Regions from separate parts of the Homo sapiens genome. Here region 2 is linked to region 1. A link is a loop called in an ENCODE intact Hi-C map of the cell type or tissue named here. Cell type or tissue: gastrocnemius medialis. All regions are shown on one strand. Links, peaks and the distances in the headings refer to the core of each region. The heading gives the core; the rest is flanking DNA.

What was found. Peaks named below come from ENCODE experiments on the same cell type or tissue, not always from the same donor. Only the 100,000 strongest peaks of a DNase experiment are listed, where the experiment ranks them.
Region 2: it touches region 1 in a loop (15-fold over the local background); 3 of 110 quality-filtered maps call a loop at or near these places.

What each region holds. Positions count from the first base shown.
Region 1 is chrX:130,059,148-130,062,051 of GRCh38, reverse strand. No RefSeq gene overlaps it. Among named protein-coding and RNA genes, the nearest start is that of ELF4, 50 kb to the left of the region's middle. RefSeq lists silencers at 1,154-1,223, 1,244-1,543, 1,564-1,823. In gastrocnemius medialis, for the core only: CTCF peaks have their summits at 1,156 and 1,366 (motif pointing right); DNase peaks (open chromatin) are centred at 1,131, 1,341 and 1,681; H3K4me3 peaks cover 1,352 bases; H3K27ac peaks cover 1,009 bases.
Region 2 is chrX:130,164,371-130,167,274 of GRCh38, reverse strand. AIFM1 (apoptosis inducing factor mitochondria associated 1) reads left to right here and starts at 1,434. Exons shown (of 16, transcript NM_004208.4): 1 at 1,434-1,724. The coding sequence starts at 1,619. It also overlaps a transcript of RAB33A not described here. RefSeq lists an enhancer at 1,446-1,785. In gastrocnemius medialis, for the core only: no CTCF peak of the experiment used is centred there; DNase peaks (open chromatin) are centred at 1,054, 1,394 and 1,844; H3K4me3 peaks cover 2,500 bases; H3K27ac peaks cover 2,404 bases.

The DNA.
Region 1 (2,904 bases), core at 83-2,582:
TGCTCTGGGCCTGCCCTCCCTGGCTCAGTGCCCTCATGGTATCCCCAACCCCACCCCCCCATCTTAGCACTCAAAATTTGTTACTATTTTGAACATCCTCTACCCCTAAAGCAACTTCCCTGTCCAGTTTCTTTCCTACTCCAAGTGTGAAACTAGCTAAACCAATTAACCTGTGCTGATACAGTTATGGGAGAGGGCTAGAGGAGAACCTCAGGAGACAGGTTCATTTTAACCAGAGTCATGTGGCAGTAAGTCTCTGCCTTTTCTTGGTTTAATGGAGTCAGGAGTCAAGAGATGACCCTCATCTCCCAGCAGCTGATATGTTACTCCCTCCTCTGGGTTCCCACAGCACTTTGTTTTCTTTATTTTTTTGAGATAGAGTCTCCCTCCGTTGCCCAGGCTGGAGCGCAGTGGTGCGATCTTGGGTCACTGCAGCCTCTGCCTCCCGAGTTCAAGCGGTTCTCCTGCCTCAGCCTCCCAAGTAGCTGTGACTACAGCTGCGTGCCACCACGCCCGGCTAATTTTTGTATTTTTAGTAGAGAACGGGTTTCACCATGTTAGCCAGGCTGGTCTCGAACTCTTGACCTCAAGTGATCCGCCCACCTCAGCCTCCCAAGGTGCTGGGATTACAGCCCTGAGCCACCTCACAGCACTTTGTAAATACCTCTTATGGTAGCACTTAGCACAGTACAGTTCTTTAATTACGTGTTTATGTAGGGTTCCCCGCCAATAGGCTGTGAGCTCCTCAAGGACAGGGACTGTGTGTTAGTCACTGATATATCCCTAGTGCCTAGCACACAGTAGGTTCTTAATAAATGCTTATTGAAAGAAGGAACTGGTCCTGATTTTAATTCTGAGACTTCTGCCCTATGCTATGGCAGGCAAGAGGAGAGGGAGGAGGACAATCCACACTTGGGAGCTAAGGCAGCTTTCTGCCCGCTCCTATAACACTGCAGGCGGCTACTTCCTTTGCCCCTGGAGTGTTAACAGACATCCCCGGATCACAGGGTCCATGAGGAGCCCAGGGCTGCTTGCCAGCTGTGCGTTGCTGTCACCAGGTGCCACGTGCAACTCCCGAACTCCCGCCCTTTGCTGCTGCCCGCTTCCAGGGACTGCCTCGCCACTATTTCCTCACCCCTGGGTGGGGCTGTGCGGTGGAAGTGTCAGCTCCGGTGGGTGGGGCGGGACAAGAAGTTATTCTGACGGTCACAGGCCTTTCTGATCCCATCTTGTACTCCAAAAGAGGCAGTTGCCTCCAGCTCTGAAGCCGCTGGACCTGGGGTGAGTGAGCTCCTTCCCCTCCCAGACTGAGGTCCCAGCCTCCGAGAACTTCGGGCCCCGGCGCGCCGGACGTGGAGGCCGACGTCCAGCAGGTGGCGCTGTCGAGCCAGCGATGGCGGGAGAGTGGCCCGGCGGGGCCCGGGAAGGGAGGGGCAGCCAGGGTTGGGCCTACCGTCCCTGGCGGAGGCGGCCGCGGCCGCGGCTGGCGTCTTCCGGTCCCCCGATCTTGCCCCTGCGCCTGCAACTGTCCCCGGATGGTTCTGGCCGCCACCAAAGCCCTCCGCTGCTCCGGAGCTTCGAACTTTCCCCTCGACCCCAGCCCCCTTCACTTTCCAGGGGGAATTTAGCCGGCCGCCGAATGCGCTCCCCCATTGGCCAGCCGCGCTCTGGCCCCGCCCCCGGCGCCCCCTCCCTCAGCCTCGCGGACCAGCAGGTGAGCACGCGGAGTCGCAGTCACCCGGCCTGCCCTCCCCTCCCCTCGCGCGCCGCCGCCTTCTACCGTGAAGCGGGAGAGCGATCGAGGCGCCCCAGACAGCCGTTTGCTAGCGGAGGGACCTGACCGTCCGCCGCACGAGCCCGGCTCCCAAGGACCGGCGCGGGGCCTAAAGACGTCGCCCCCAGAGGCCGGACGCTGCGGCTCGGCCGACCCCCGCGCGGTGGCAGCCGGAGCGCTAGGGAAACGAGTGGAGCCCCGGCCCGGATCCTGCTGCGGGATCCAGAAGGCCCGAGCACTTCGCGTCCCCCTGCCCAGCAGTTGAGCAGACGCCCCTGGGGCGGACCCCACCCTTCCCAAACACACACACACTGGTCTTTGCATGGGCAGGACACAGTTAAACACCCACCAGGCCTCCCGGTTATTGGGTTAGAGTATGGACCGAGCAGGAGTTTACTGCCCCATTCACCACCGCCCCCAACCCCACCTACCCCAAATAGGGATGCGGAGACTATCCCTCCTCCCACCAAGACTTGAACAGAGCCTCTCTTTCAAGCCCAAAGAGCGTTCTGATAAGACCCTCATTAACCATAGGTTCGTGAGCTCGGCATGAAGGAGGAACTAATTTTGGCTAAACAGATCTTTATGGTCCTCAGTGTGATGCTCTGTCAGTAGGTGGGTACATTGGCCTCCATTTGGCTGATGGAGCAATTAAGGCTGGGAAAGATTAGGTTCTCGCCCAAGGTCAGCCTAGGTAGTTAGGAGTGGTGCTGGCTCTTTCCTCTACACCATACTAAAAGGACTGGGAGATCATTTAATAAGAGGCCACCAAGCCATCCTCACCCCAATCCTGACCGGGGATGTAGATTTAATGCCACGGCCCATACTTCCTGCCTTGATCTTTCCAACCTGGCAGAAGGGCAGTGGGACTCCAGGTAAGCCGTGGGCAAAGAACCCCAAAAGCAATAAAACAATCTGCTGTTTGGTTTTGCTTTTAACTCCCCTTGTATCCAAGCCTTTGCTCAGATTGTCCTCTCAGTTCAAACACTCTTCCCTGCCACCTCTAATTCCTGCATTTCTACTTTTTAAAGTATCAACTAGGCATCACCTCTTCTAGGATGTGTTCCCAGGGCCCTTGCCCATGCTTCTGAGCTCCCATAGCATCCTGGGACTAGTTGAATTCTTATACT
Region 2 (2,904 bases), core at 185-2,684, 110 kb before region 1:
TGAGGCACAATTAAGTGACTTGCCCAGGTGGCAGAGCCAGGATTCAATGTGGGTTGGTCTGGATCCAAGGTCAACATGTTTAACAATGAAAAATGTTATCTTTGGTCCGAAAGTATTCACCATCTGAAATATCAATCCTTTTCCTCTACTGTTTGAATTTTACTACTCATCCTTCAAGACACAACTCAAATAACTTCTTACACGAAGTTCTACCATAGTGATTCCATCCCATAGTCTTCTCTCTTGCTCTGTCCGGCACTACACCAGATATTATTTCAATGACCGGTATATGTCATCTCCCCAACTAGACAGTGGCCACTTCCTATATAGATGCTATGTCCAAATAAACCCATTGTAAACTGAAAATATCGTTAAGTCGAAACTGCATTTAATACCCTGATAAACCCATCATAAAGTCAAAAAACCGTAAGTTGAACCATGCTTAAGTCCAGATGCTCCTCGACTGACATGGGGTTAGGTCTCATTAAACCCATCATAAAGTCGAAAAATTGTAAGTCGAACCATTGTGAGGGGTAAGTCGGGGACCATCCGTACTTTTCATACCCAACAGAGCCCCTTTTATAGTACAATCCAAGAGGTAAGTGCTCAATAAATACTTGTTAAATGAATATGTAAGCTGAATCTTTGAAACAGGCACATTGTATGTTCTGCATGCAGCCAAAACATTATTTCCAATTTAGCTTATATCTGGCAGAGTCAAAACACTTATTTACACTCAGCCCCTCACCCTACTCCCATAACTGAAAGTTCTGCTTAGCAGACTTCTCTTCCCAGAAAGTCCGAGAAGCACGAACGCTTTTTGCTAACATCCTGCTCCCAAGCACAGAAACCACAGCAGGAGACTGTGTGTATCTGTAGCACCTGGTATACAGCATCTAGGACACACAACTGAACTAATAAATAAAGGTGACAGGCGGGAAGAAGAGCGCAGAATTACTTGTCCAGGAAACGGGTTGGGTGGGAAAGAGCCGGCAACTGGTAAAAGATGGAAGTACACGCCGGATCTGGGAAGCCAGGTTCCGCGCCTCGGACTCATGGAAAAACTGGATCTGGATCACTGCAAAAGAATCAGGAAGGCTTCGGTATCAAGTAACTGGTGTCCTAAAACCAAAAAACAAAGTGCGATGCCGGGGCTACGCTGTTGTGAGATGCTGTTATCAGTTCTCGTCACCAACACAGCGGCAGCACCAGGCACAACCGCCAATCAAAGCGGCCCCACGAGTCCCTCCTTGAACAGGTTCCTTAACTCGTTCAGTCCAACACTGTGCCACAAACTCGCGAAAACCGGCTACCTAGAGCCAGCGTCTTTGCGAGCTTGCGGCCAGCTAGTGCATGCGCAAATCCTCTCGCCGTGCGGACCAATCGCAATGCGGCAGCGAGTGCTACGCCTGCGCAGTAGGCCTCCGGTCGCCGTTCCCCTTCCCCGGCTCTAGCAGGCCGGCTTCTCTGTCCAATGCCCACCCGGAGCTGGGAGGAGGAGTCTGCGTAATGTGCGTGTGAAGAGACTGGGGGAGCTGGCCGGGGCTCACGGTGTTTGACCCGTCGGTCGTGCGTGAGAGGAAAGGGAAGGAGGAGGTCCCGAATAGCGGTCGCCGAAATGTTCCGGTGTGGAGGCCTGGCGGCGGGTGCTTTGAAGCAGAAGCTGGTGCCCTTGGTGCGGACCGTGTGCGTCCGAAGCCCGAGGCAGAGGAACCGGCTCCCAGGTGACTGACCCATTCCAGGCAACCTCCAAGTCCGAGGGCCTGGCGCCTTAGGCTCCCTGTGCCTTGCAGCCCTCTACCCCCGCGTCCCCGCGAGAAACTTAACACATAGTCACGTGAATTCCAAATTGGCAGACTCCGAACCCTGAGTCTTGCAAGCGGAGGAATTGGCTCAGCCATGCCGACCTGACCTTCAAGAGATTTGAACCCAGTAGTCGGCTTGAGGCCTTTTCCCGGGAGCGTTTGCTGTTCAGGGATCCCAGAACAACTGGCTGTCGGCGCCTCCCCGGCATCCCCACCCCCCACCCCCCTTTTTAGAGCAATGAGGTCAAGTAGACTTTGTCATTTACCGATTGAGACTTTAAACAGGACGTTTAAGCCCTACGCCTAAGTTTCTTGTGTAAATGAGGGTGTTATCTGCTCAGCCTTCCAAACCACAGATGAGATCCATGGATTTGAATGCCCAGTGAAACAGAAACGGTGCAGGGCAAGTAAGGAGTCGGTTGGTTGTGTACCAGACACCCAGAGAATTGGCCCAGACTTAATTGGAGATGCCTGAGCCGTGTACTTCTTGGTGGTCTTTAAGGCTTCAAAGAAACAGTTTGCAGAACGCATTGTATTTTGTTCTCCATTAAGTTGTTTCATCAAATTTTAGAGCTGGAAGGGATTTTGTGGTAAAGGTCAACCCACTCATTTTATAGATAATAAACTGAGGCACAGAGAGGTGAAATTACTTGCCAAAGGTCACATAGTTAATTAATAGGTAGAGCTAAGGATAGTTTGCTAGCCTCCAGGTCCTTAATCCCTTCGCTGCAACTCCATACTGCTTCCTAAAGTTGACCTCAAAAAGTTAAGAATGAATTCGGGTCTCTTCCCAGTAATTAGCCCATTGTACATCAGATATCCGTGAATTTATCTGAGCATGGCTTGAGCCTGCTTCTTTTCGTACTGCGTTACTTCATGGGGGCAATGAATGATCCACCTGTAGGAGTTGCTTTGAAAAAAAAATCAGTAATCCTTCAATGTCCACCCCTAGGGCATTTGCAATGTCAGAAGTTATCCTTGAGGCTTTTACAATACAGAAACACCTGGGTGCTTTAAAAATAAAAAGTGGAAAATATTTTCCTTGGGTTGTTAGGGTCTTTGCAAATGTGCATTTGAACAGTTTTTCCAGTTGCTATGC